2 separate regions of the Mus musculus genome follow, and region 1 is linked to region 2. The links are chromatin loops, found by intact Hi-C in ENCODE. Cell type or tissue: heart. All regions are shown on one strand. Links, peaks and the distances in the headings refer to the core of each region. The heading gives the core; the rest is flanking DNA.

What was found. Hi-C counts contacts between places; a loop is a spot of excess contacts. Peaks named below come from ENCODE experiments on the same cell type or tissue, not always from the same donor. Only the 100,000 strongest peaks of a DNase experiment are listed, where the experiment ranks them.
Region 1: it touches region 2 in a loop (15-fold over the local background); 4 of 42 quality-filtered maps call a loop at or near these places.

Annotation. Positions count from the first base shown.
Region 1 is chr9:114,795,915-114,800,162 of GRCm38, forward strand. It overlaps Cmtm8 (CKLF-like MARVEL transmembrane domain containing 8), which reads right to left. Exons shown (of 4, transcript NM_027294.2): 2 at 127-300. Among named protein-coding and RNA genes, the nearest start is that of Cmtm7, 16 kb to the left of the region's middle. In heart, for the core only: no CTCF peak of the experiment used is centred there; a DNase peak (open chromatin) is centred at 1,877; H3K27ac peaks cover 772 bases.
Region 2 is chr9:115,702,566-115,706,813 of GRCm38, forward strand. No RefSeq gene overlaps it. Among named protein-coding and RNA genes, the nearest start is that of D330037F02Rik, 39 kb to the left of the region's middle. In heart, for the core only: a CTCF peak has its summit at 1,893 (motif pointing left); no DNase peak of the experiment used is centred there.

The DNA.
Region 1 (4,248 bases), core at 607-3,106, 910 kb before region 2:
TGACCCCAAATCCACAAGAAGAGACACCTGCTGTCCCACCTCACGGCCCCAGGCAGGTGCCGCCCCTGAGACACCTGCTGTCCCACCTCACAGCCCCGGGCAGGTGCCACCCCGAGGTGTCCTTACCACTGTGGTCCAGGGCACCTGGGGAATCCTGGTGTAAGTCAGGGTGATGTAGACAATGAGGAAGAAGACGGTGAGGACCCAGTAGAAGACAGCCACAAACATTACCCAGCCAAAAGCAGGGACTCTAAAATACTCAGTGCCAGCGATGAGAGTCCACACCAGCAGTCCCAAGACCTGCAGAGTAGCAGAGGTGGTGCAGAGAGGGGGGCGGAAAGAGAGAGAGTGAGATACAGAGGAAGTCATTAGTCACAATGCCCCACACAACCTGTACATATTATACACACATGCCCACCCATGTAGACATATCCCCAATATACATAATAAAAACATTTTAAAAAAGATTTATTTATTTTTATGATTACACTGTAGCACACCAGAAGAGAGCACCAGATCCCATTACAGATGGTTGTGAGCCACCATGTGGTTGCTGGGAAATGAACTCAGGACCTCTGGAAGAGCAGTCAGTGCTCTTAACCCTTGAGCCATCTTTCCAGCCACGACCCGCTCTCCCCCTCCGCCACCCCACCCCCCCCCCCCGTACAAATCCTTTCACCACATCTCTAAGCTGTGCAGCAGTCAGCCTGTGCATCATATCCCAAGAGGCAGCCCCTGGAAAACGTGGGGCTTTGGCTGTGGTGTAGTGTCACCCAGGCCAGCCTCCCCCCTTCTGTGGTAGCTTTCTTTGTGCTAAACAAAGTAGTTTGGCCTCCTGGCCTTTCACATCACAGCCTGGGTTATTTTAGACAGAGATAGATTAGAAAAGAAAGCAGGGACGGCAGCTAGCTCCGATCTGCTGTGATGCTTTAAATGGCCAATTTGGAGAGCACGCCTTTTGTCACTCAGTGCATTCTGGGAAATTCTGCGGTGAAGCTGTTATGTTACAGAGGTCAATCAGAGCCATCTGGGTTAGCAACGTGCTCCCTGAGCACCTACTCTCAATTGTGTGTGATGCTGGGCACTTAGGTCACAGATAGGAGAGAGGCACAGCGTCATTAAACCTGTCATGTGTTAGACACACTATTCAGGTCTGACCAACGATGACTGTGACTAGATACAGCTCATGGCCTGAATCAGATGATGATGATGATGATATTAATGGTGGTGGTGGGATGTGTGAAGACCAGAAGTCAATTCTAGGTGTTGTTCCTCAGGAGCCATTCAGGGTCTCTCACGGGGACCCCGGGTTTGTCACTTCTGACCTCCTGTCTCTGCCTCCTGCACATGCCTGTTTCTTTTTGTGTGAACACTGGGGATGGAACTCAGGTCCCCATGTTTGTGAGACAGGTACTTTACTAATGGAGCCACAACCCCAGCTCACACGACCTGTTTCATGCAGCAGACAGACACAGCCCTGCTCTTTGCCTTGCCCCTTACCTGTGATGTCATGCTTAAAAGACAGCCTCAGGCATGAAGCCTAAAATAGTCACATTCACAGAAAATGTCTGCCAGCTCCCACTTCACACCCCACACTCTCTGCTTCAGAAAATACGTACGCAGGCACGCACATATGCACGTGCACACTTGGGGTTTTGTCTTTTCAAACAAAGCAGGTTATTACCACATGATGCTGGAGACCGTAAGAGAAAGAAAAGTGCATTTCCTCCTGGGATCCACATTGACTCCAACCTGCTGCCTCCCCACATCTGCTCAGTTGTCCCCTTCAGACTCAGGGACTCTCTTCCAGCCAGCCCTTTATCTCTTCTGTCTCTCAGAGTCTGTCAGCATGCTCGGCCACCACCTCCATTTATCCACTAGGGGGCACCCGCATACTGCTGATGGATGACCAGGCCAGCGGAACCAGGGCAGACCAGGGTGGGCTGTCTGCCCAGTGTGAAACAGAGGTGGTGGAAGGACTTGACTTCCACTGTTAGCATCGGTTGCCACATATTGCCTGAGAAAAGGATGGACTGATGCAAAGACTTAATCCCCATGTCCTTGGACTCTGTGTGATGTTCTCGCAGAGATTTTACTGAGGTGTGCTTCAAGAGCTACAGCAGAGCCACTAGTGAATGCACCCAGGGGCCTGGGGCCTTGGTGGCATCTCTAACAAGGCACATGGGCTCTCTGTTTCCGGTCTTGGAAGTGAGGAAATAGAGGTGTAGGATTTAGGGGTCTGGCTCCGAGATGGGGAGAATCAAATTTGCCTGATGAAGGCAGACTTCAAACCATATGGCTCTTGTTCCTACTCTGAGGGGGTGTCATGAGGACGTCTGTCCCCTAGCCACAGTGGTGCTAAGAACTTGGGACTTAGTTATTCTGACATTTCATGATCAAACAAAGATCTATATGGAGGCTGGACCATGGGACTCTGTTATTCCCAGCAGGCAGTGCGACAGGACTCTGCATACAAGGTGGGTGTTAAAATATGTCTAAAGACTGACTTTAGGCAGCATCTGTGACCCGTCACCATGGACACAGCTGCTTTTGAATTCTCCGAGCTCCTGTAAGGAACCCCGATAGACTCACTGCCTCACTAAAGCAGATCCGCATATGGCCTTTTGTCTGTACCCAATCTTTGGTGAGTGGTGAGACCACAGAGAATAACGTTACCAGTATACCAAGTTCCATGGAACTCTGCAGAGGTTAGCGGTCTCATGTTTATTCCGTCCATGAAACATAACCAAATGCTCTGCCCAAACTGCACGTTGGCAGGAAGAACTCATGGAGTCCTTGGTGGTAAAAGAGAGGGTCAGGGGCCTGTGCCTGGAATTAGCACCACGGTGCTCCAGAGAATGAAGTGATGCAGAGAAGTTGGCACACACTTTTTGGTCATGGCTGCATGGTGAATGTCGTGGGCTTTGAATCCCATACGGTCTCGGTCCCAACCATTCATTTTGCTACTGTAGTGTGGCCACGTTTTGTGGGAACTTTATTTACAAACAGGGTAGGCTAGATTTGGCTGGCAGGCTGCAATTAGCCAGGCTCTCCAAGTGTGTGGTCCCAGGCAGGGAGGTCCAACGTCAGCTAAGAACACAGACATGCAGATTCCATCTAGACCTGTCATTCAGCAATGCTGGGAAGAGGCAGGGCAAGGGGGTCACATTCCCTGTGCTCAGGCAGCTCAAGGGACTAGCCCCTCACTCACTCCCCGACCCTTCCCCTTTCTTCTTCCCTCCCTCGATTTTTTTCCTTTCTCCTTTCCCATTGAACAGTTCACACCTCAGGGGCTTGAGTGTGTGAGCTTAGACTCTGACTCAGTTAAGGTTTCTACTGCTACAATGAAACACCATGGCCAGAAAGCAAGCTTAAGAGGAAAGGGTTTATTGAACACCCTTCTACATTGTAACCCATCGAAAAAGGAACTCAGGACAGGAATTAGAACAGGGCAAGAACCTGGAAGCAGGAGCTGAGGCACAGGCTGTGGAGGGATGCTGTTTACTTGGCTTGCTCCCATGGCTTGTTCAGTCTGCTCTCTTAGAGAACCCGAGACCACCATCCCAGGGATGAAGCCACCCACAACAGGCTGAGCCCTCCCCCACCAATCACTAATTAAGAAACTGCCTTCCAGGCCTTCATACATCCTGGTCTTATGGAGGCCAGTTCTCCACGGTTTTCTCCTCTCAGATGACTTTAGCTTGTGTCAAGCTGACATAAGACTGTGCAGCGCCGACACTAATGACCCAGCTCTCAGATCTCCCAAAGAACATGCATCCATCACAGCAAGTGCTGTCAGTCAGTGAGGGATGCTCTGCTCCCGTGCGGGTCACCAAAGGGCAAGGCCTCAGACAAACCAGAAGGTCTGCAAGAACAAAGGATCCTGTGGTGAGGACTCTGCCCTGATTTCCTGATGCTCCAAGGCTGGCTCTGAGTGTTAAACCTGGGTGAAGCATTTTGATGCCAACCTGAAGCTCGGCTCTAGCTGACTCAGCATTTCCCCTCTGTGGGTGGTGTTTTCTTCTCTGACCTTCCCCGAGCCTCTGAATAAAGTGTTTCAACAACAACAACAACGGAGAAGGTGAGGGAAAAGGAAAGGGCTAAAGGAAGAAAGAGAGACACGGGCTCACAGAAGGAATGAGGGCTGAGGACTAACCTCGGCTGGTAGAGCACATCTCTAGCCAAGGTGTGAAGTCCAAGGTTTGATCCCTCACTCCACAGAAAACAAATGTGGTGGTGGGCACATCT
Region 2 (4,248 bases), core at 572-3,071:
CTCACAATCCTTCTCCCATGCCCCCTCCCCTCCTCCTCTGAGTGGGTGGGGGTCCCCCTGTGTATTCCCCCACCCTGGCACATCAAGTCTCTGTGAGGCTAGGTGCATCCTCTCCCACTGAGGCCAGACAAGGCAGCCCAGCTAGAAGAACATATCCCACAGACAGGCAGCAGTTTTTTAGATAGCTCCTGCTCCAGTTGTTTGAGACCCACATGAATACCAAGCTGCATATATGCTGCATATGTATGGGGAGGCCTAGGTCCAGCCTGTCTATGTTCTTTGGTTGGTGGTTCAGTCTCTAAGAGCCCCAAGGGTCCAGGTTAATTGACTCTGTTGGTCTTCCTGTGGAGTTCCTATCTCCGTAGAGGCTGCAATCCTTCCTCCTATTCTCCCCTAAGAGTCTCCAAGCTCCATCCACTGTTTGGCTGTGTGTGCATCTGTCTGAGTCAGCTGCTGGGTGGAGCCTCTCAGTGGACAGCTGTGCTAGATTCCTGTCTACAAGCACAACAGAGTATCATTAATAGTGTCAGGGATTGGTGCTTGCTCTTAAGATAGGTCTCAAGTTGGGCCTGTTATTGGTTGACCACTTCAACCTCTGCTCCATCCTTTGTTCCTGCATTTCTTGTAACTAGATTAAATTTGGGGTTGAAAGTTTTGTGGATGGGTTGTGTCCCTATAGCTCCACTGGATGGAACTTGAGAATATCATCCTGAGTGAGGTGAACCAGACCCTAAAGGACATCAATAGTATGTACTTTACTTATAAGTGGACATTAGCCATAAAGTACAGGATACCCATGCTATACTTCACAGACCCAAGGAAGCTAAACAAAAAGGAAGACTCAAATAAGGATGCTGGAAACTCACTTAGAAGGGGGATAAAATAGTCATAAGAGGCAGATGGAAAGAGGGAACAGTGTGGGAGAGGGAATGGGAAGGGGGATGGGGGGTTGAGATCAGGTGTGGGGTGAGACAGGAGAGATGACCATGAGAAGATCATGAGAATGGATGGAAATCTGCCACTGACAGGGGTGGGGGTGGGAAGCATCTCCAGGGCAAGACAGAGATCTGGGATAAGAGATGAGCCCAAGAATCAATGGGGGGTGACCTTAGCCATGACTCATAGCATTGGGGATATGGAACCTGAAGAGGGTACCTCCTGTAGCCAGGCAGCAACCAAATCTCTCTCTCTATGGACAGTAGCCAACAGAAGACTAGGGCAAAGCTCTGTGCTAGTTAAAAGAAGCAGACGAAATCCTGAATGAGACTGGCCCTCACTTGGCTCCTGCTCACACTGCAGTAGATTGATTTCGAGGACAACAGAAGCCCTCTTTCGGGCAAAGAACCACTGGTGTTCACAGGTGACATCATCGCTCCACCCCTCAAAGGTAGAGTCTGAAGACTGCAGTTCAATCCTTCAACACTCTGTTGAGAGATGCCCCGCCCCCTGCCCTAGATACCTTTGCCACTTCAATCATTCGTGGCTAACAGTGATCTGAACATATTACTCTTGTCTTGACTGTTTCAGGAGAAGGGTAAGAAAAAGACCGCATTCACATAGCATCATCACAGAATGCTATTATAAATGTTTTATTTTATTGCTATTTATTGCTGGTGTCAATCTGTGTCTAATTAAATGCTCTCATTGGTAAATATGTATAGAAAAAAAACCCAATATACACAGGGTTGGGTACTACAGGCAATGGCGTACACTAGAATTGGGGTTCATCCCTCTTATCGATGTGGTGGACTGCTGTATCCAGTCAAGGATATAGTACAGTGAATGGGTACCAGCAGCCAGCTGTTTCCCAGCTCTTGGGATGCTTGCTGTTGGAATCCAGGCTGTAAGGAGGCTCATCTGCCCCTGCCTGGGCTGTGGAGATGCCATCTAGTGGAGTACAGGCGAACTGTTCCCGTCCAGACCTGACCAAATGCCCGATTAGTTAGCAGAACGTGATTGTTGTTTGACAGTGAAGTGTTACTTGAAACGATTATCACGAGTTGGTTTGCTGCTTAGAAACAACCAGCTGCAGTATTGCCCTGAATAGAATATGGAGGAAGGGAAGCCAAGCTAATGTCGATCCCATGGAAAGGCGCTGGGAGAGATTGGAAGACGTCAACCTGTGAAGTGTTTGTCCCACGAGAAGAGTGTGAGCACAATCTCCTGACCTGTGTAAAACATGTCCCTGACCTGTGTAAAACATGTCCCTGACCTGTGTAAAACATGTTCCTGACCTGTGTAAAACATGTTCCTGACCTGTGTAAAACATGTCAATTGTGGTAGCACGTGCTTGCAACCCCAGGGCTGGAGGGGTCGAGACAAGGCAGCTCCCTGGGACTCGCTGGCTGCCAACCCTGGCCTCCCTGGCAAATTCCAGGCAGTTAAGAGACCCTGTCTCCAAGAAAAGAGACTGCGATGGTACCTGAGGAGCAACAGCTAAGGTTGACTTCTGGTTCACACACACATATACACACACACACATGAAAACATACAACATATACACACAGAGGTCTTGGGGACTTCTCTTTGCTCTTGCTTTGACATTATTGGAGGGTGGAAGATGTGTGGCCCACCTGCTCATTGATCCAGGCAACACTCACCTGGATACTAGAGGCCATCCTAGACCAACCGGCCTCCCCTCTCCTGATCACTAATGTATGGGCAAGCTGGTTAGGAACATCAGTCTAACCCAGACTAGAGCATCTTGGGTGTTCATCCAACTGGAATAGTGCTGGTCTCTGTCATTGCTGGGATGTGGAGAGACAAGAGGCAATGCCAGCACGCCCAATTTCTACCGCCTTATAACAAGTTAGGAAAATAACTGTCAAGCATCATGCATGACTGCTAGGGAGCTAGCACTAATGACTCTGACACATGTATAAAGAAAGGTCACATGTTAAGAAAAAATATTTTACGGTAGTACACTTAAGTGATGAATGAAAATAACTATGGACACAAGAGTAACATTTTGAAATAGAAGATATGGGGCAGGAGAGGTGGTGGCTTGGTCAGTAAAGAGTCTGCTGTATAAGCACAAGAGCGAGAGTTAGATCCGCAGAACCCATGTAAACATGATAGTCTCGGAGATGCAGGGAGCTCCGGGGAGATGCACGGAGACACAGCTCCCTGGGACTTGCTCACTGATAGTCTAGACTCTCCAAGTTGATGAGCTCCAAGCCAGCAGGAGAATCTATTTCAAAGGGAAATGTGTGAATGGTACCTTCAGAACAAGCTGGAAGGGACCAGAGGAGACACCCAAGTTTGTCTTCTGATACACATACAAACACGCACGTGTACACTCACAGGAATACACAGAAACCAGAGTACTCTGAAAGCAAGTGATTTAAAGCTTCATGTATTAGACCCAAAGTCTCACGCTGAGAGAAAACAATGACTCCATTGTCGATTGAAATACTTTCCTGGCTGGGCAGAGGAGGCACATGCCTTTAATCCCAGCACTTGGGAGGCAGAGACAGGAGGATTTCTGAGTTCAAGGTTAGTCTGGTCTACAAAGTGAGTTCCAGGACAGCCAGGGCTACACAGAGAAACCCTGACGTGAAAACCCGGAAAATAAAAGAGAAGAAAAGAAAAAAAGAAAAGAAAAGAAAGGAAGTACTTTTTCCTTCTGGCACTGGAAGCTCCTCGGCATGTGGCTGTGTGACTGGACACCGATGTCTGCTGAGCTGCACAGGAAACAGTGAGCACAGATGCTATCCACCTCTTCCACATATCAGTTAACCGTGATCTATCACAGGACGAAACCCACAACAACTGCCTCTCCTTTGTGATTTGAGAAAGAATATGTGCTCTGATGGGTATGACAGAACAGGTGGATCTTGGAAAGTTGTTGGAGGAAATGTAACAGTAATTTTAAAAGCAGTGTTGACAACGTCTGCTCTCTGGCACTTACTGCTCTTCTAAAAGTCAGCACAAGGGGTGCTTCCTGTTATGCGGATCAGAACGCAAACCCTTTCTGATTGGTTTTTCCTAAAAGTTGGTGTGCGTGGAGACTTAGCTATTGTTTATTATTTAATTATTAATTATTAGTAAATTTCCGTTTTCTGAGACAAAGTTTCTTGGTGTAGGTCTGGATGTCCTGGAACTCACTCTGTAGGCTGATCTCAAACTCACAGACATCTGCCTGCCTCTGCCTCCCAAGTACTGGGATCAAAGGAGTGGGCCACCATGCCTGGTGAGTTAGCTGTTTTCAAAGCCTTAGTTTGGTCTTGGGTGTTGTGACTCCCATAT